2 separate regions of the Homo sapiens genome follow, and region 1 is linked to region 2. The links are chromatin loops, found by intact Hi-C in ENCODE. Cell type or tissue: IMR-90. All regions are shown on one strand. Each heading gives the region's core, and the rest is flanking DNA. Links, peaks and the distances in the headings are about the cores only.

The links. Peaks named below come from ENCODE experiments on the same cell type or tissue, not always from the same donor. Only the 100,000 strongest peaks of a DNase experiment are listed, where the experiment ranks them.
Region 1: a loop joins it to region 2, with 3 times the contacts of the local background. A loop is called at or near these places in 4 of 110 quality-filtered maps.

Annotation. Positions count from the first base shown.
Region 1 is chr22:24,057,732-24,068,094 of GRCh38, reverse strand. It overlaps CABIN1 (calcineurin binding protein 1), which reads right to left. Exons shown (of 37, transcript NM_012295.4): 11 at 8,732-8,868; 12 at 7,954-8,171; 13 at 6,070-6,148; 14 at 4,949-5,136; 15 at 3,908-4,060; 16 at 914-1,108. Among named protein-coding and RNA genes, the nearest start is that of CABIN1, 52 kb to the right of the region's middle. In IMR-90, for the core only: a CTCF peak has its summit at 5,880 (motif pointing left); a DNase peak (open chromatin) is centred at 7,554; H3K27ac peaks cover 1,018 bases.
Region 2 is chr22:24,151,772-24,162,134 of GRCh38, reverse strand. The region is part of intron 29 of CABIN1 (calcineurin binding protein 1); the gene reads right to left. Among named protein-coding and RNA genes, the nearest start is that of SUSD2, 25 kb to the left of the region's middle. RefSeq lists enhancers at 4,086-4,519, 5,448-5,517 and a silencer at 5,698-6,287. In IMR-90, for the core only: CTCF peaks have their summits at 5,022 and 6,407 (motif pointing left); DNase peaks (open chromatin) are centred at 5,034 and 6,214; H3K4me3 peaks cover 1,889 bases; H3K27ac peaks cover 2,545 bases.

The sequences.
Region 1 (10,363 bases), core at 2,957-7,956, 94 kb after region 2:
ATGATTAAAATGCTTCGTGCAATCTGTGCAAAAAGCCTGGGAGAAGACTGGACTCTCTTTCCAAATTGAAAGGGAAGTACCCCATAGATACAAAACACAATGTGATTAGTAGGATGAAGCATAAGGGACCAGGACTCAATGCCACTAAGCATATTTTGCGTATTATCTTCCATGTTTATCTCGGTGCCAACTCAACCCTCCTGAGGATGGTGGCAACGATGACAGCAGTACCTCCACAGCACCTGCTAGTGCCAGGCATGGTGCCAACACACATTACCTTGTGTAATCCCTACAACAGGACTCTGAGCTAAGGACATTGGTCATCCCTATCCTAGAAATGAGGAACTGAGCTCAGAGAGGTTGAATAACTGCCCAGCACCCAGCAGCTGCCAGTTCCCTGGCAGGCTCTTGGTAAGAGTTTACCTCCTGAGGAACAGAAGCACAGAAGGATTCAGGAGGGCACACGAGGTTTCAAACATAAGGCTAGTGTTATTTTTCTTCAACACATTGGTCTTTATTTTATCTTGATTCTTTCCACTGTACAGATATTTTAGCCACTTTTATATTTACCTTAAAAAGCAATACAAAACAAGATGGATGAATAAACAAGTGGATGGACAGATGATGACCTGACCATTCTTCCTTCCTCCTCTGCCACACAGAAGTTCTGAGTCAAGTGTGGGGTTCACCCTGAGCCACGCAGAACCCTAGAACCTGCACTCCTTGGTTCTAACTTTCCATTAGTCTTGACCATATCTTCTGACTAACATCTTCCTGGGGGCTTAGTGGTTTTGACATCCACTCTCTTCTAGCTATACATTCTTAAGAACTACCGCAGAACCTCCAGAGAATAAACACAAACAAGCAAGGAGAGAAGGTGCAAGTGGGTGTGAGGGACACTGGCAGCACACACCTGCAGAAGAAGCAGCTGGGCTGGCCTCTCAGGAATGGAAGTCATAAACTCCAGGTGTTTGGCCCGGTCAAACCCACTGGTGCACAAAGTGGGGCGGAGCAGATGCACAACAGCCTTGTAGTCGCCTGCTTCATACAGCCGCTGAATCTCCTCCAGGGACTGGCACCGCTCCAGCGACTTCAGGTTCTTATCAATCTGAAAAAGGCCCGGCAATGCTGTATGAGGGTAAACCCCTCAGCCCCTGCCCCACCAAATCTGGCCAGTGTTTGTTTTTATCAGACTTGGATGAGGAGAATAAAAATTAGACTATGTTCCAGCCCAAAAAAAATTAGATTCCTCCTTCATACATCAGTGTTTACACTAAACGTATGTGTTAAAAGTATTTCTATTAATGGCTAGGCATCCAATTCTTTAAAAAACAAGCACATCAAAAACCAAAAACTACTCAGAAGCAGAGGAGTTCCAGGAAAGCATCCACCAAGATAGCTGGACAGCCTTGTGGTCACAGTTCGGCGAACCAGTCTTGCAGAACTGCGGAACATCGGGTTGTCAGAGACTCAGCAAGCCTGGACCAGAGGTTGTCATACGCTACATGCAGGACCTGACGAAGCCCTGGCATGTAGACAGCTCTGTACTTGTACTTGTCCCTGAAATAACTCTAGGAGAGTCTGAAGGCCACTTTCAGCCAGTGTGGACATGTCACAGATGCAGAACTGCAGCAGGGTCTGGAGCTGCACAATGAATAAAGTGGCACCTGGGTGGAACTTGGCATATAGGCCACACACTGCTGACTCAACCCCATGGCCAGCCCAATACTGGTCTGCTCCAGCTGATATTTCCTTCCAGTTCCACTGGGGTGGCTGCCACACATAGCCAGGAGAGCAGAGCAATGACTGCTTCTAAATAGTGCTGGTGAGAGCTCCCACACCTGCTTTCCACCAAGGATCTGCAGTGTCCCAGTGTACTACAGCAGCCTTTCCCAGGCCTCTCCTGTCTTCCCAACAGAGGCCCCACTCAGCATATGGGAAGCTCTCTTGTTCCTCAGAAACAGGTCAACCCTGGGCTAACTATGCCAAATCACAAGAAACCTTTGACTAAAAAATACCATTTAAAACCTTTCACTCCCTCTCCCTCTCCCTACGGTCTCCCTCTCCATCTCTTTCCATGGTCTCTCTCTCCCTCTCTTTCCACGGTCTCCCTCTGATGCCAAGCCGAAGCTGGACTGTACTGCTGCCATCTCGGCTCACTGCAACCTCCCTGCCTGATTCTCCTGCCTCAGCCTGCCGAGTGCCTGCGATTGCAGGCGTGCGCCGCCACGCCTGACTGGTTTTCATATTTTTTCGGTGGAGACGGGGTTTCGCTGTGTTGGCCGGGCTGGTCTCCAGCTCCTAATCGCGAGTGATCCGCCAGCCTCGGCCTCCCGAGGTGCCGGGATTGCAGACGGAGTCTCGTTCACTCAGTGCTCAATGGTGCCCAGGCTAGAGTGCAATGGCGTGATCTCGGCTTGCTACAACCTCCACCTCCCAGCCGCCTGCCTTGGCCTCCCAAAGTGCCGAGATTGCAGCCTCTGCCCGGCCGCCACCCCGTCTGGGAAGTGAGGAGCGTCTCTGCCTGGCCGCCATCGTCTGGGATGTGAGGAGCCCCTCTGCCTGGCTGCCCAGTCTGGAAAGTGAGGAGCGTCTCTGCCCGGACACCATCCCATCTAGGAAGTAAGGAGCGTCTCTGCCCGGCCGCCCATCGTCTGAGATGTGGGGAGCGCCTCTGCCCCGCCGCCCCATCTGGGATGTGAGGAGTGTCTCTGCCCGGCTGCCCATTATCTGAGATGTGAGGAGCGCCTCTGCCCGGCCGCGACCCCGTCTGGGAGGTGAGGAGCGTCTCTGCCCGGCCGCCCCGTCTGAGAAGTGAGGAGACCCTCCGCCTGGCAGCCGCCCCGTCTGAGAAGTGAGGAGCCCCTCCAACCGGCAGCCGCCCCGTCTGGGAAGTGAGGAGCGTCTCCGCCCGGCAGCCACCCCGTCCGGGAGGGAGGTGGGGGGTCAGCCCCCGCCCGGCCAGCCGCCCCGTCTGGGAGGTGAGGGGCGCCTCTGCCCGGCCGCCCCTACTGGGAAGTGAGGAGCCCCTCTGCCCGGCCACCACCCCCTCTGGGAGGTGTACCCAACAGCTCATTGAGAACGGGCCATGATGACAATGGCAGTTTCGTGGAATAGAAAAGGGGGAAAGGTGGGGAAAAGATTGAGAAATCGGATGGTTGCTGTGTCTGTGTAGAAAGAAGTAGACATGGGAGACTTTTCATTTTGTTCTGTACTAAGAAAAATTCTTCTGCCTTGGGATCCTGTTGATCTATGACCTTACCCCCAACCCTGTGCTCTCTGAAACATGTGCTGTGTCCACTCAGGGTTAAATGGATTAAGGGCGGTGAAAGATGTGCTTTGTCAAACAGATGCTTGAAGGCAGCATGCTCGTTAAGAGTCATCACCACTCCCTAATCTCAAGTACCCAGGGACACAAACACTGCGGAAGGCCGCAGGGTCCTCTGCCTAGGAAAACCAGAGACCTTTGTTCACTTGTTTATCTGCTGACCTTCCCTCCACTATTGTCCTATGACCCTGCCAAATCCCCCTCTGCGAGAAACACCCAAGAATGATCAATAAAAAAAAAAAAAAAAAAAAAAACCTTTCAGCTGGGCACAGTGGCTCACACCTGTAATCCCAGCACTGCGAGAGGCCAAGACAGGTGGATCACCTGATGTCAGGAGTTCAAGACCAGCCTGGCCAACATGGTGAAACCCCGTCTCTACTAAAGATACAAAAAATTAGCCAGGCATGGCGGCGGGCACCCGTAATCCCAGCTACTCAGGAGGCTGAGGCAGGAGAATCCCTTGAACCCCAGAGGTGTAGGTTGCAGTGAGCCGAGATTGCACTATTACACTCCAGCCTAGGCGACAAAAGTGAAACTCCATCTCAGGAAACAAACAAACAAACGAAAATTCTCACTTACCTCCTCCAGGGAAACCACAGAGTCATTATGGAGGTTGGGCAGCCGGATGACAATGTCTCTTCGTTCAGCCCCTGCCTCCACCTGGATGGCGGTGGAACTCTGGAGCATTTCTGTGCAGATGTCATAGTTCTCCAGGGCCTGCTCCATGTCTCCCTGGTTAGACGGAAAACAGGTCAGGGAACCAAAGCAGAAGACTGACTATGATGTGCCAGATGCTTTACACCACTTATCTCACTAGACTGTGGAGGCCATGAGGGTGGGTTTTTTACCAATTACACTGTACCCCCCTAAGAAAGGCCTGGCATGTAGCTTGGGCTCAATAAATACTTGTTGACTAAATGAACAGTCCATGTCAACTCTGCGAGGGGAGATATCATAAACCCCATGTTGCAGATGAAAACACTGAGGACACTTGAGCAAAGCCAGAATTAGAAGCCAGGCCTGTCCTAATTCCAGAACTAATGTTCTTCACATCAAACAGTGTTGCTTTCTTTAGACTAAATGGTTGCTGACAGGGCCCTAGCAATCTCTTGACTCATTCTACCACAGTGTACCAGTACCACCATGTGCAAGGTGCTAGGTAACAGCCAATCCATCCTGGCCTTCCAGACCAGGCTCTGAAGGGAAGCTTTCCCAGAACTCTCATAAAACAGGTGAATAATTCCCTCCTAGAAAGCTCTGTATCTGTTTATTCACTTGCTCGGGCTCTCTCAGGAAAACATAAGCAAAGAGTCAAGATGCCAAGGCAATCTTGAGTGGGGGAGGTAGAGGCAGAGCAAATGCCTTCCAGAGCTCTGTGGTTATGCTAAAGAGCTTTACAGATTGGTATCATGCTTGGAAGTCTGAGATGCTGAGAATTCCCCACTGTGTCACACTTTCTCATGCCAAGCCCAGTGCCCGGGCAGGTGCTATGCATGTACACATGCATGCACACACACACACACACACACATACACACACACACCCTCAACATGGTCAATTTTCTGCCCACCCTGCTGGGTGTCAGGGCATGCTCCCCAAGCAGCTGACCATGGAACTAACCTGCAGCGCCAGGAAGCGAGCCTTCAGCCAGTAAACACGGACCACAAACTCCAGCCAACCATCCTCGAACAGGTCGCGCTGGGACGAGGCAAATGACAGCTGTAGGAGGTCACCCAGGCAGTGGGTCCCTGGGAAGTCAGGTCCAAATCTGCCATTCACCATACCAGCAGGGCAGTTCCGAGGAGACACTAAAAACCATCAGGCCAACGAGTCAACTTCATGTGTAGCATTCTAATGCCCTTCTGCTTCTCAGAAGTTGCACTTGGCCCTAACCACACCCACCCTATCTCCAGGGGCACCCTAAGCCCCTCAGAGCCCTACAGCTCCCTGAGTGGCAGGCATCAGAGAGGTTGGACCAGTTAAGACAAAGATATGCAGAGACCCTGCCCCCTGCCGAGAGTCAGGGGCAAGGGCAAGGGGAAGCAATTTTACAGACAGCATTGAGTATATCTACATTCCACCAGGTGGTAGTTTAAAAGTCAGAATGAAGCTGGGCCCAGTGGCTCATGCCTGTAATCCCAGCACTTTGGGAGGCTGAGGTGGGCGGATTACTAGAGGTCAGGAATTCAAGACCAGCCTGGCTAACATGGTGAAACCCCATCTCTGCCAAAAAATACAAAAATTAGCCAGGCATGGTGGCACACGCCTGTAGTCCCAGCTCCTCGGGAGGCTGATATGGGAGAATCACTTGAGCCTGGGAGGCAGAGGTTGCAGTGAGCCAAGATCATGCCACTGCACTCCAGCCTGGGTGACAGAGCAAGACGCTGTCTTACCAAAAAAAAAAAAAAAAAAAAAAAAAATCCGTATCACCAGAAAAATTACTGAAGCTACATAATACATAAAGCACTGCATTGAACAGTCACACCAAAACTGAGATCCCACTTCCTTCAATCTTGTGTAACAGCAAAGCAGGGAGGTGGCTCCCTCTGGGGGCTCAGCTACTGCTAACCACTTCTTGAGTATCCAGGAGATTTCCCTGGGACCCTGACAAGCCAACCCAAAAAATGTGCCTACTGTAGATATAAGGCTAAATTCCATGACTCAGTCTCCCGCCTCAGCTTTCTCCCAGCTGCTGGGGGTTCAGATATTAGCCTGGCCACAGAACACATAATGCCTCCTACCTGCAGAGCTTCTGCCTTTGGTCAGCAGCCACTGGTCCAGCTGGAGTTCCATGCAGGAGAGAGACATCAGCATCATGTCCTGCAGGACAGACACAGGAAGGTCAAGAACAGTATCACAAAGCCTCTTCACAGTGTGGGGGGTAGGGGGCTGTGGAAGGAAACAAAACTATACTTTTTGATAAAAATATAATTCTTTCTATCCACTTGCCATTTCATAAGTGATAATCAGTGGCTACTCGCCAGAACATAAAAAGAGCCACATGGATGTATGTTGGGACAAGACTTGGGAGAGGCCAGGAGACCGGTCTTCAGAGTTCTTGTCCTGTTGAAGAGGCAGCCCTGTCACCTGCCAAGTGCTGGGACGGACACTGCATCCAAATTATAGAACTCAACCCTTAAAAGTTCTGGGCAGCTGGTATACCATTCCCAGGGCACTTGAGGAAGCTGAGGCTCAGTGATGAGAAGGCACTTGCCCATTGGGCACAGCTGGAAGGTGATCATCAGCCTGCTTTGCCTGGGGATCAAAGCCCTGGTTCCTCCTGCTGTTTCACAACTGCCCCAGGGGAGCATGGCCTGGTGGGCAGAAGCTGCCAGGAGGTTGCCCTGAGGTAACTCAGTGGAGGGTGCCCACCAAGGGATGACTGACCTACAAGCTCTTCTACCTCCTGTGCTCTCAAGTCAGAAAGACCACCAGGCATCCCTGAATGTTCCTGGTGCTCCTGCTTCAGCATTCAGTGTCCCACCTCCAACAGGAGTAAGGGGCCAGAGCACCTTGTGTTCCCTTGAGCTCCAGGAGGCACCAAGTGGAGGAGGCTGGGGTGTGGAATGCAGCAGGAAGACAAGGCTCAGTGAGGCTCAGCCCCCTACTGCTGGTGGCCCCCAAAGCTTCTCTAAGCACGCTATTTAGCTTCTGCTGTTTTATCATCTGTTAAAAATAGTCATAGGCCAGGCATGGTGGCTCCCGCCTGTCATCCCAGTGCTTTGGGATGCCAAGGCATCAGGATCACTTGAGCCCAGGAGTTCCAGACCAGTCTGGGCAACATGGCAACATGGCAAGACCACATCCTAACATCGTAACAAAAGGAGACCCCCATCTCTACAAAACAAAACAAATTTTTTTTTTTTGAGACAAGAGTCTCGCCTTGTCGCCTAGGCTGGAGTGCGGTGGCGCCATCTCGGCTCACTGCAAGCTCCGCCTCCCGGGTTCACACCATTCTCCTGCCTCAGCCTCCTGAGTAGCTGGGACTATAACCGGGTGTGGTGGTGTACGGCTGTGGTTCCAGCTACTTTGAAGGCTGAGGTGGGAGGACTACCCGAGCCCAGGAGGTTGAAGCTGCAGTGAGCCGTGACTGCACCACTGCACTCCAGCCTAGGCAACAGAGCAAGACCCTGTCTCAAACAACAACAACAAAAGCCTCAGTCACAGTCCTTGCCAACTCAAACAAACCAAATGTTTCCCTTTCCTCCAGCTTCTCCTGGCAAGGCTTCCTGTGACTCAGTAAACAACCCGAGAAGCCCTCCCCATGACTCTCATTCCCTCACACATCCCATGTCTAGTTCAACCTATCAGCTCTGCAACCACAAACCAGCACCCCACTATTACCACTGGATCTCAGCCACTGCTCCCCTGGCATGGCAGCAGCCTCCTGATAGCCCCGTGAGCCCACTCTCACCCCTAAGTGTATCCTCCACTCAGCCATCAGGGAGCTTTCTAGGCACAAACTAGGTTCAGTGACTTCCTGCTTCGACACCCACAAAAAAACCAGGTTCCAGGCCCACAAGTAGATGCAGCCAAACACAACAGCAGCCCCACACCCATGCAAGATCCCTGTCCCCATGCCCTGGTCCCAGTTCAATACCAGCCCTTGAGAGGCTCCCCCTAACCTTGATGTGCTTGTTGCTGCAGTCCCTCAGCAGCGGGTTGGGCAGGCTGGTGCTGTGCCTCCTCCAGCTGTGGTAGACGCTGAGCACGACCTCCGCCAAGCCTGGAGGCCACCTTACCAAGAACTTGTGGCCCATGGCTTTCAGGTAGCGCATCATCAGCTCCAGGATGCCCCCGTTGGTTAGGTTCTCCAGCAGGAACTCATGCACGTCCTGCTTTTCTGCCCGGGGAGCAAGAACAACCTGACTTGAATAAAGAGTACCTTCCATGCCAGGGTCTCCTATTTACTTTGGGACAGTAAAGACTGTTCCCTCCCTCTACCATCTGATCCAGGTGGACATGATACCACGTTGTGGTGCTGAGATCAGGCTACTGGGTTCAATGCCTGGCTCCAACCCTCAGCAGCTATGATTGAGCCTCTCTGAATCTCCGTATCTAAGGTGGACATCAAAAGGGCAGACCTCCAAGTGCTGCCATGTGCACTAATCTCACTCAACAGTTATACACTGATACACACTCAACAGGTGTGCTTATATAGATTCAATTTGCAAAGCGAAGTCTCTGAATTTGGCCATAAGAAAGCATAGCAAGTATGAGCCTGGACATTTCAGAAGACCTCCAAGCTGACCACAGGGCTTAGGTCCAAGACTAATCCAGGCAGACTCTTGGCCACACTAAAAAACACCCCAGAACCATTCTCCCAGAACAAAACATAAGCAGGTTATAGGATAGTGGGAAGAAGAATTCCCAAAGTGAATGGTCACACTGCTCGATTCCTACCAGATTCCATGAATGTGGCTGAGTCAAATGACAGCCTTTGAGGCCCAATGCTTGGGAAGCTTTCCAGTTTGGCTTCTGACTGGACTTCATAGTTATTAAAGGAATCATCTTCCTCCTCAGGGTCCAGCTTTCTTAACCTGCATGTAACATGCCAAAATCACAAAGTCACAACACACGTTCTGACACAAGCATCTGAACTCTTCCTGTTAGAGAAACTAAATCTGAGTCAGGAAGAAGGCAGCTAAAATAAGTGGGTGGTGGGGTCCAGAACCCAGGCCTCCAGGAGGCTCTGCCTCTCTCCAGGGCCTCATGAGCCAGCATTTGGTCTGTATCCTGTCTCGGTCATTCATCTCATCAACAGATGATTACCGAGCACCAGCTATGTGCCAGGCACTGTGCTAGGCACCAAATACAGCAGCCCTAAATGTGGCAGATCCTGCCTGCAGTAAGCTTACCCTCTAGAGAGACACAGCCAATAAGCAGGTACACAAACTAACCCAAATAAGGACCACCTCACAACAGAGTGCTTGAGACTATGGGTCAAAAGGGCCCTGCTTTAGAGAGCAGGGTCAGAGAAAGCCTTTGAGAGGGGATAATGTTCATGCTGACACACTGGAGGAGGAGAAGGGCTTGCAATACAAAGATGCAGGACAAGAACAGGTACAAAGGCACAGGCCAGAAGAGCACCTGGTGTGTTCTAGGACCTCATGGGAGCCCAACAACTAAGGTGGAAAGCGGATAGATAGGTGGGAGTTTGGGGGATACATCAAGCTCATCTGAACTTGGTCCTTCCGTGGCTCCTCACAAAGCTGTGGGTGGGCCCAGTCTCGGGACTGGGGATGCCTCTCCTGGCAGGCACTCCTCCCAAGGACCCATTTCAGCCAACCTTGTGGTGTTCCCTCAACCCAGAACCCCTGCAGCATAAACACTCAGGGCACTTGTGAATGTCTTCATTCACGTATTGCACACACTCCCAGGGTGACTCCATCAGGCGAGCTACCATGTTGCTCTTGCCTTGACCATTCAAAGAAGCAGAAACTAAGTTAAGTGTGGTTGCTCAAGATTGTAATCTCAACATTTTGGGAGGTGGAGGCAGAAGGACGGCTTGAGGCCAGGAGTTCAAGATCAGCCTGGGCAATATAGCAAGACCTCATCTCTACAAAAAACAAGAAATAAAATTAGCTGGGCATAGTGGTGTGCACCTGTGGTCCTGGGTATTCAGGAGGATCCCTTGAGTCCAGGAGTTCAAGGCCACAGTGAGCTATGATTGTGCCACTGTACTCCAGCCTAGGCAACAGGGCAAGACCCCATCTCTAACAAAAATAAACAACAAAGGAGCAGACACTAAACCACAAACGAAACCAACAACTAAAATGAAGATTAAAAAGAAAGTCGAAACCATCCAGGTAAATGGGACTAGGGAACAAGACCTTGGAGTAAAAAGCAGGGCTAAGGGGAATATAGGGTCACTCAAATCTCTTGGCACCATCAACCAAAGAACAATCCTGCAGTTCTTCCAAAGAGAAACTTTCTTCTGGTATTACCCCTTAAGAAAAATTCATCAGAAGGCACTGCAGCCCCACTTTGGTTCTGCGTCAAGTACTGAGAACAATCATTATTTCTAAGCATTTC
Region 2 (10,363 bases), core at 2,648-7,647:
AGAGTCACGAGCCAGCAGGGTGGTAGCAAGCCAACTGGCTTTCTGCCTACACCAGGTGGAGCTGGGCTTCTGTGTTTGCAGCAAGAGACCCATGAGAAGGATGATACTGGCAGCCCCAGGATGACCTGGACACAGCGGTTCCCCACAGAGGGGCAGTAGCCACAGCAGCCCTCTCCCTCCACTGTCCCTCTAACACCGGGCCTGTGGAGGGCTATGAAGCTCCTAGAGAACCAAGGTGCTGAGGAGGGTCTCCTGGAGTGGGACAGGTACAAGGGACAGCCCCTGCTTCACCTGGTTTTCCTCACCACGGCCCACACAGGAGGAAGGGGCATGGCCAGGTTCCAACTGCCACAGCAGAAGCCCCACTGCATTCAGCCCAGGGACTCACGTTCGGGCCTCAGGGAGGGTGTGGAGAATGTGCCAGGGGTGAGCTTGGATAAAGCTAAGTCAGGGCCAGAAAAGAAGGGCATAGGCAGCAGTGACCAAGAGGCCTGGCTGAGGGCAGGTGGAGGGAGCCAGCACCAGGCCAACACCCCCACGGCATCTGAGGGAAAGGCAGAGGCAGGATCATAGATGGGCAGGGGCCATAAGTAGCAGCTGAGAGAAGCAGGGTCGCCGCGAGGAGGGTCTCCTCTGGCCCTCTCCTAGTTCTCCCTCAGCCCTGGGTCCCGCTGCTCTGGCCGTACCCCTTGCCTCGCCTCTCCCAGTTCCACAGGCACACTTGCTGTCTTCAGATTTGCCCCACTTGATTCCTGGGCCCTGGTGTCACCAGGGCTGGGTTCCCTGATGGCCACAGTGGCTGGGATAATGCTTGCTTATAGAGTTGAGGGCAGCTGGGGGTGCACACCAATAGCCTCAGAGGACTTAAAGACACTGAGATTGTGCTTGAGGCTTCCCCTCCATGCCAAGCATCTCTTTCCAGGCATCTCAGTCAATCCCCCAACCCTTCAGAACGGCTCTAGGCTCCTCACTGGCAGATGAGGTCACAGAGAGAGATTTTAACAATCTGAATAATTTATGAAGCCCCAGACTCTAAGCTGAGTGCCTGATACAAGTTACCAAACCCTGCCTACAGCCTTAAGACTTTGGTGGTCTTCCCTCTGCTCTTGAGGAAACAGAGCCTCAAACACTGAGTCCCATGGTAGAGTGAGCCTAGGGGTCCACAGAGGGAGGGCATGACTGCTATGATTTGGGAACCCACGAAGACTTTCCTGGGGGAACTGAGAGCTGGTTAAGTGGAGGTGGTAGGATGCTGCCGGGCCAGCCTGTGCTCTTGCCCTGTCCATTTATGAGGGGGCTGGGAAGCAGGGTGAAGTGCCTGGGGGCAGGAGGGCTGTGCAGTCTTGGCAGGTGGCACCACTTCGAGGTGACAAGTGTCCCTGAAGTTATAGAACACTGCTATTCCCGGCCAACAGGCCAAGGCCATGCCCAGGCCCATGGCTCATGGCTCATGCTGTCTCCAGCACACTGTGGTCTCAGGGGAGCTTACTCCTGGAGGGGCAGGGGCTCTCTTTTCTGCCAGACACAGCCTTTCACTCAGCCAGGGCCAACCCGGGGCTCGACAGCCTGATGCCACAAATTCAAACACTGTTCTGATTCTCATTGTAAACCCCACTGCTGGCTGCTGGGTCACTGCTTGGGCCATTTTTAGTGGCACAGCCCAAGGCTGTTCTGAGGCTCCCTGAGCTGAGGGTTCCCAGCTCTATCTGTCACCTTGGCGGACCCCACCTTTCAGTCATGACTCCTTCTAGAGCTTCCTCCACTTCTAGGGCACAGGCAAAGGCTCTTCAGGAAATCAAGTGCCCCTGGAAATTCCAAGGCAAGAAAGAAGGGTAAGCAAGAGGAGCAGGCCAGTCAGAACAGTACTCAGACCCAAGGCACGAGCTTGTCACAGAGTGGACGAGGGTCAGGTGTGGGCTGAGTAGGGACATAGAGATTCATCCTATGTCTACACTGGGAGGGACAACCTGAGTATGTAATCAACTCACCCCTCATTTTCCAGAGAGGGAAACTGAGTTCAGGTGACCTGCCAAGGCTGCCTAGTGATGCAAAGTGGGACAGGACCCAGGGGCCAGACTCGCCCACCTCAAGTCTCTTCCTACACCCCTGCTTAACACTCAGAGGAACAAGAAATTGGCAGCCTCCCTGTTTTACAGATGTAGAAATGGAAGCATGGAGAATGCAGTGATGCCAGTTCACCTCGGTTTTGAAAAGGTGCCTCTTAAGACTTGCAAAGGCCCATTGCAGGGGCAGGCTGCCACTGGAATGCCTGCCTGTGGACGGGGTGGCTGGCAGGTGGCCAGTGTCTTCCACCAGCACCATGGGTGCCTCAGGGTGTCATAATTAAGTCCCTTGGGCAATGTTGCAGGAAATGGCCTCTAAGCAAGCTCTCTGCTGGCCTTTTCCAGCTGTCCCCTGCTGCCACACCCACAGGATTCAGATGCAACCCCCTGCCCCATTCTGTCATTCCCAGGGCCATGCCCAGCTGGGATGCCACGTGAGGCTCAAGCAAGAGGGCAGAAGAGGGAGGAACCATACTTGGGAGTAGACAGAATGGCTGTGAAGGAGCTGCCTGGGCGCTGCACAGGGGTGCTGAGGAAGGAACAGGCCATGAGGTGCCAGGAGCCACCTGGGAGACCCAGGGCACCTGGCCTGACAAGGGAGCAAGCAGGCAGCTGGGCAGGTGGTCATCTACTTCACACAGCAGTCTCTTTCCTCTCCAGCTCACCCAGGTTGTCCAATCCAAACTAGCCTGAGTCTGCTAGGGGCCTTCTTGGGCTTGGCCCGGCCTGGTCAGGCACTGCCTGCAGGGTTGCCCCCAGCTTCTGACGTCAGCAGCCAGTTTCAAGGGCCTGAGTCTTGAACGGGAATAGCTGCCCTGCCACAGTCCCCTGGACTCTGGGCTCCCCAGGGTGGAGCAGATGGGTGGTGCAGGCAGGAGGGCTGCATCTCTCTGGCTCACACCTATACCTCAAGGCCTTTGAGCAGAGCCTGGCCTCCTGGGAGACTCAAGATCTGTGAGCCAAGATGAAATCTCAGAGAACTCCTGAAGCCCCTGGGGGGAAGAGAAGCCCACAGGCAGAGAGAGTCAGGACAGACAGGGGCCCCTGGGTCCTGCCTGCAGACTGCCCAGAAAAGTAGTATTCCAGGTAAAACCCACAAATCCTGGCCTCCACATCCCTTTGCCCTTGGTGTAGCCCTAAGGTGACTCTGATTCCCAAGAGGGCTGGAAAAGTGTCTTGTCCTCCCTCATGTTCCTAGCGCCACATCCAGGCTACCCCTGAGTAGGCATTGGAGAGTTTATGCCACAGATAAATCCCTTTCAAGGATGCTGGGGAAGCCCAACTTCCCAGTGATCCAGGGTGAGGGGACAGGAGAGAAGCTGGAACAAGAAGTAATGGGCTAGGAGAGCAAGGGATGTGGGGGGTTTTTGAAGAAAGCCAGAAAAAAACCAGGATGCAGCTGGTGCCAGAGAAGAAGCGTCGGCCAAGCAGATGAGGAAATGGGCAGCCGAGTCAGGGGTATAGCAGTGACTCCCTCAGAGTCTTCCCCATCACCCGCAGCGTCCTGAGCGGAAAGTGGGTAATTTTAATCCTGACTTTTAACTCAGCAAATACAGTACATGTATTTTCCCACATCACCAAAAACATCATTCAAAATGACCACAGAGCCCTTCACTGCACAGTGAAGTGGGCTACTGGTGAGCATCTGGCTCTGGGACTTAAGGATTCTGATGAAGAATGCTGGGCTGAACATACTTCTCCACAAAGCTTTTCTCCCTCTCTTCAAGATAGATCACCCAGAGGGGACCACGAGAGTGGGCACGCAGCAGCAGGCTGGTCTCCAGGAAGCAGGTCCTGGGTGCCTGAGCTGACACAGTGGGTGAGTGTTCTGTCTTCCTGGGCCCTCCTAGCCCCAAGCCAGCCCTGTATGCCCGTGGTAAGATGGGTGGGCAAGGCTTCCTGGAGGAGCTCAGCTCTGCCAGCTCTGTTCACAGAAAACACGACACTGTGAGCAACCAAGGGAGAGCCCGTTCCCCTGGTGGAGGGATTCCTCCAGCATCCCCCGTGGCACGGGTGTCGTGGTGACTCAGTGCTCGGAACAGGCGAGGGCGGGGAGCCTGTTGGCATCCCATTCCCAAGAGCAGTGGGCACAGGGTGTAGGAGCAGACTGCATTGAGCTGAGGGCCAGCTGCTGAGTGGGTGGCTGCAGCTAGAGAGCGATGGAGCCTCTCAGCAGAGAGGGCTGCTGGGAGAGGAGATTAGGGGCCTCCCCGCCCCCCCAGAAAAGCATAAAAACTTCCTCCTGGTTCCAGCCTATTCTTAAGCACCTCAAGCGGAGCCAGGAAGGGGATGGAATCTGGCCCTGAGGTCAGGAGCAGCTGTGGGGAAAATACCAAAATCCTCTACAGTCCTGGGGAGACCCCTGTTACCCACAAACCCACACAAGTCACCAAAGCGGCGAAACAGCTTGGAGGAAAAGGAGGGGATGGCGTGGGGCGTGTAGGGCAAACTTCATCTCCTGGGGCCAACCGTCTTCACAGGCTGCCTGCCCAGCTCCTTTAACACATGATTTCACTTACACCTTGCTGGGGGAGAGACTTGTTCCAGGGCAGCCAGCCTGCAGGGAGCCAAGACTACAGCTGAACTAAGCCTATCATGCTCTTTGCACTCTACCCGGCTTGTCCCTAAGGAAGATGAGCATCACAGACAGAGCCAGGCCGGCTGGGCAGCACCCCTCCGAGCCCTGGCCCAGATTGCCCCTTCTGGAGCCTCCCTACTCAGGAGTCCCGAAGCCTTTAGAGGCAGGACTGAGTTTCCAGACCAGCAGCTCCCTATCTTCCTGATGCCCTGAGGAGCTGAGGGTCTGGCCCCTCCCGCAGTCCTGTTCCTCCCCTAAGGTTGGGAGGAAAGGGGCCCCAGAAGCAGGCCAGGTTGAACACCCCTAGGGACAGGAAGTTCCTGCAGCTTCTACCACAAACCTATCAGGGCGGGCCTCTCTGGCCGCAGGGTTGTACACAGGCCACCAGGGGCGCCCTGGCCTCCGCCCACTCCTACACCCCACCCCCCACAACGCGGTCCTGTCTCTCCAGGCGGGGCTACTGAGGGCAAGGGATTCCCCGCGCCATCCACAGGTAATGATTCTCTCTGCAGACAAGGGCTGGGAAAGCCTGCAATTTGCCTGCAGCTGGCGCCCGCTCGTTTCCAGCCTCTCCTGCCAAATAAGACGTGGAGCGCTAAGGTCCCCAGAACTGCCGGGCTGTTCCTCCCTTCCCCCTCCCGGGAAAAGCAGAAACGACAAACAACCAAGTGCATGGGAGAGCCCCGCCGCCAACTCTGCTGTAGGCTCTATGTGCCCACCCCCCATCCCATGCAACCGTTACCCCTAACCTCACTCCTCCCACTCCGCTGCGGGGCAAGGTCCTAGCCCAGCGCACATAACGGGCCGGTGCTTGTAAAGGGCTGGAACCATCTTCCTGTCCCCGCACAGCACCTATTTATAGCTAGCGAAGCACCGCGCCCGGACGCGCTGCCCACCCGGCCGGGCGGCCAGCTCACCATCCCCAAGAGCGGCACGGCACAGCTCCTCGTCGGCGCCTTCCGCCGCAAAGTTGCTCTGGCGGGCGGCTTTCGCTTTCGCGCAGCGCACGCCCCCACGAGCCAGCTCCCAGCCCGGGGCTTGGTAGGGCTGGATGCGCTGGCGCGTGTGCGGGCTTCACCAGCGCCTGCCGCCCCCGCGCGCCGCCGCCCAAGCCGGCTTGGCCGCCCACCTGACGCTGAACCGGGTGCCAGCCCGCCCTGGGCATGGGGGCGCAGCACCCCGCCGCCGGCCGATTTCCTCCGCGGGGGCGCCGGGGAAACCACAGCCCACGGGCTTCCTGCTGCGCCTGGTGCGCCGAGGCGGGGGGCGGCCGCCAGAGCCCACCAGGGGACGATTGAGCAAAAGCGCCAGCAAAGTGGAGACCCAGACGGGCAGCGGAGGCGAAGCGGTTGCGCAGCCCCAGCCCCGGCCCCAGTCCCGGCCCCAGTCCCGGCCCCCGCCCCCGCCAAGTTCCTACCCGCCGGCTCCGCCGTGGCATCTGTGCAGTGGAGCTAGGGCGAGCGCCGGGCCATGGCCGCGGAGGCTCGTTCGCTCTCTCGCTCGCGGCGGGCCGGGGCGGGGCAGGCGCGGCCGGACGGGGCGCCGGCACTCTACTGGAAGCGGGCCCAGGAGCGCAACTGACTTTTGCCGGCCAATCCTCTCCGGTTCCCTGGACTGGCCGCTGGTGGCGGGCTGTGGACCGCTGCCGGGCAAAGTGGGTGCAGCTCTCACTGCAGGAAGCTGTGGGGCCCCAGAGAGCATGGTGTAGGGGTGGCCAGGAGTGCGGCAGGCCGGGATGGCATTGGCCAACTGTGTGTGAGGGTTATATCCCCCCTCTGCAGGCGGTGCCTATGTGAATGGCGCCCCCTGGAGTTGTGCCAGTAGTGCCCTGTGGCAGGCAGAAGTGTAGGTGTGTGGGGGAAACGACTGGCCACAGCCGAGCTGTCCTTGCTGTTACAGTTGGGCAGGGGGGCTGCAGTGAAGACCGCTGGAGTAATGTCCTCAGGGCGGAGGGCAAAAAAGAGATGCCATGGTAAGTGGGTTTTACAGCTGGAAGGGGCCTCATCTTCCAGCTAGGCTGTGAGGCCCACAGAGAAAGCACTGGGTTTGAGGGGTAGGGTTGGGAGTAGTAGGCAGCTCTCAGGACACCCCTTCCCCCAGTTTCAGTATTCCAAGAACAGCAACAGTACCCCATCCCCAGGACATGAGCAGCTTTGCAGAGCTCAGGGAGGGTCGCTCTCCGGCCTGGAAGCGGGTACTGTACCCTGCTACAGATGAGAAACAGGCTCAGGAGGGGAGGGCCTCACTCACAGCGTCTGGCCAATGCCCCTGGTACTCACAGCTCCAGTGTGCACACAGCATCTTCCTGATTTCCCATGAAGGTAGGCTGCACTGGGACAGTCTACCAACTCCTGGCTGCTCCTCCCACTCCAGCTGAGGGGAGGCCAAGGAAAGGCAGGGATGGGCCAACCTGCACGGGCTAGGTGAGAGAGATGCTGCCCCAAGCCCTGGCTTACCCACCCCCAACCCTTTGCCCCCATGAGCTTCTCTCTTATCACATAGCGAGCTTCTCTCTTATCACATAGCGCCGTTCCTCCCTCCACAGACACCCAGGGGCCTCAGACCCATTTAGCCCCTATCCTGGTGACACCTGTCCTAGTGACATCTCCTCTCTGAGCTGGCTGGTTTCCACCTGGCCTACCCCTGGGCTGGTTCCTGGAGCCAGCGGTCCAAGGCTTACTCTGTGCCCCTTCCAGGTACCCCTAGTCCAAATCAGCCCCAGGTCCAACCTGCCCCTTCAGCCTGGGTAATGTCACACTCTCTGCCCTCCTTCCTTCCCTCCAGGAGGAACTCAAGAGGCAGTGCCTCAGGATCTCCTCGAGGGATACTGCTCCCTGCCAGGCACTGGACTTGCTGCTGGGGACACAGAAGAAGGAGGCTGGGTTACCTAGAGATCATTCACTTGCAGGGGAGTCACAATGAGCACAAGCTACCTCAAGGCTGTGTGAGGACAAGGGGCTCCTCACCATGGTCAGGGTCTTAAGCAAGGAGTTCTAAATCTGCATGTTGCTCAAGCCACAACAGCCCCTTGCCATCTACCTACATTCATATAGTCATTTGACAGACACACATAGGGACAGGTTCAGAAACACTGGACACTGGTGCAGTCACACAGCAATAAGGCCACTATGGCTGGGACCTGTCCCCAAGGCCCGACTAGCTCCAGAGCTAGTTGGGCCACTCTTCCCGGCTGTCCACAGGGCTGTAGCAGACACGAGGACCAAAGCGACACTCACACCTTGCACAGCTCATGACCTTACTTCATACCTTATCTACTTCCTGTAAGATCAAGTTGGACCAAAGGAAGCTGAGAACATCTGCTCATCACACCCAGGCCAGGAAGAAACTGTGTGTTGTCTGTGGTGAGTGTGTGGCTCTCTGGAAACTAGTCCCCTGCATCCCAGAGGCCTCCAGGTCCATCACGGGCAGCACCTAGCTCTCCCCAGCGCGCATGCCTTCCCACAGAAAGAGTAGAGTGGATAGGTGCTCTCTCAGACACATTGCCAAAGAAGGGATCTGCAGGCACCACTCCACCTACCAGCACAGATGAACACACTGAGGCTCAGAATGGGCTGGGCAGCTTGGGGTCCCAGTGCCTGGCTATCACAGCAGGAGGGAGTCCTGTGGTGGAAGAGGGGAGCTCAGGGCTTCTGTGCTAAGCCTCTGCTGAGTAAAGCCTCTGGGGAGACTTCCCTGGGAGAATGTTGCTCCCAGCTGGGCTCCGAGGCCTTGTGGGTTCCAGCTTCCTTGGTCCCCCTCCCAGCACCACACGATGTCCTGCACTCTGTGCCTGTATCTGTGCCAGCCCTCTCCAAAGCCCCATCAGATGGATACTGCCATGTCTGACAGGTAAAAACACTCAGGCCCTGAGCATGGAGGTTCCTCACTAAGCTGAGCCTTACCCTGTCACCCCCCAACCCCCCAGGAAGTGCTTGTGTACATACCAAGAGGTCCCTGGAGCGTCATGTGATAGTGCTATGACAATCAGAGGCTGGTGAGACTGCCTGCCCTGATCCTTGAGGATTCTCTGGGCTCAAAGAGCTGCGCTTACTGGCACTGTCAGCACCCTATGCAGGAAAACCCTGTGGGACCTAATTACCCACAAAGCACCTGGATGTCCAGGACACAAGCCTCTGACCACTGCCCCAGAGAGAGAACTGCTTACCCACCTCAGGGCCACTCCTGAAGGCCTATGAAGTTGCAGCTCTCTGCCAACCTAAGGAGCCCAGGAGACCAGGCCACCCCAGCCATGCTCACCCACAGGCCAGCAGGAGCCTGCTTAAGTGGTCACACCCTCCTTGGAAATATATGCTTGGCCTTTGGCTCACGTGGCTGGTCCAAGTAAGTACCTTCACACCCCCCACCCCAGTGGTGGTGGGCTTCTGGTCCTGCAAATCCAAGGCCCAGATCCCAGAGCTAGGCTGCTGCCAAAGGTGCTGTCGGCTGAGCTGCCCAGGGGACCTCATAGCCCCAGTGGCACCCTATAGCCATCCCTTCCAAGGCCTGAGTGGGTGCAGACCTGTAGATTTCTCCTGGCTCCTTTCTTTTTTTTTCTCTGCTCTGTCGCCCAAGCTGGAGTGCAGTGGTGCAATCTTGGCTCACTGCAACCTCTGTCTCGTGGGTTCAAGCAATTCTCCTGCCTCAGCCGCCCAAGTTGCTGGGATTACAGGCACACACCACCACGCCCAGCTAATTTTTATATTTTTAGTAGAGATGGGGTCTCACCATGTTAGCCAGGCTGGTCTCAAACTCCTAATCTCAAATGATCCACCTGCCTCAGCCTCCCAAAGTGCTGGGATTACAGGCGTGAGCCACCGTGCCTGGCCCTGGCTCCTTTCTTGCCGTGGCAAGAATGTTCCTCAGTGTTAACAGTCCCCGTTCTCAGCCTGGGAGCTTTGAAGCTTCCAGTTGGTTTGGAGGCACAAGGCCTTGCTGCTGCTTACCTGCCTCCCTGCTGTGGGACACTGGCTCTGTGTGACCTGTGTCTGGCAATTTTTCTACCTAGAGTGTGACAGCAGAGACTGCTGAGCCTTACAGTTCCGAGTCAGCCAGTTTCCTCTCCTTTCCCCAACGGTCGAGACAGAGTGAAGTGCGTTTCTCCTCCCTAGACCCACAGACCCCCAAAAACCATCCTGTCCAGATGCCCACAGCTCCACTTGATTCTTGCAGGCTAGAGCTTCTGCTACTCAGAAATTGTCCAGCCTGTGCTGAACTTTAGATGTCACTGAGTCCAAATGCTCTGTGTGAGCCATGAGTGAGGACGCAGAGATGAGGAAGACAGAAATGACCTTCCTGGGTCAGCCACAGCAGGGATCGACTCAAGGATCCCTGTCCCTCAGTCTGGGGCTGCCTCCATCTCAGTGGACAGCTGTGCCTGGATCACGTGCACATCCACGGGGACGGCACATGCGGCACCTGGTGTGCACAGGGCTGTTGTTGCTACCAGTGCCCTACTGAAGGGGAAAAGATGCCCCAAGATGGCTGTCCCCACAGTTCTCCATCACCAGGAGGCAGAACTGGGATCTTAGTCACCAATACCAGGGCTCTTGTGGATGGGCAGTGACCCAGCCACAGCCTGGAGGACTGAGTGGAGGAAGGATGGGCCACTGGAGGAAGGTGAGGATGGCAGGGGCCTAGGACAGACAGGAGAATGAGGAGGGCAAGAGGTGGGTAGGCAGTGCATGCAAAGGGGGTGCGTGTGGCAGTGGGTACCATATCTGGG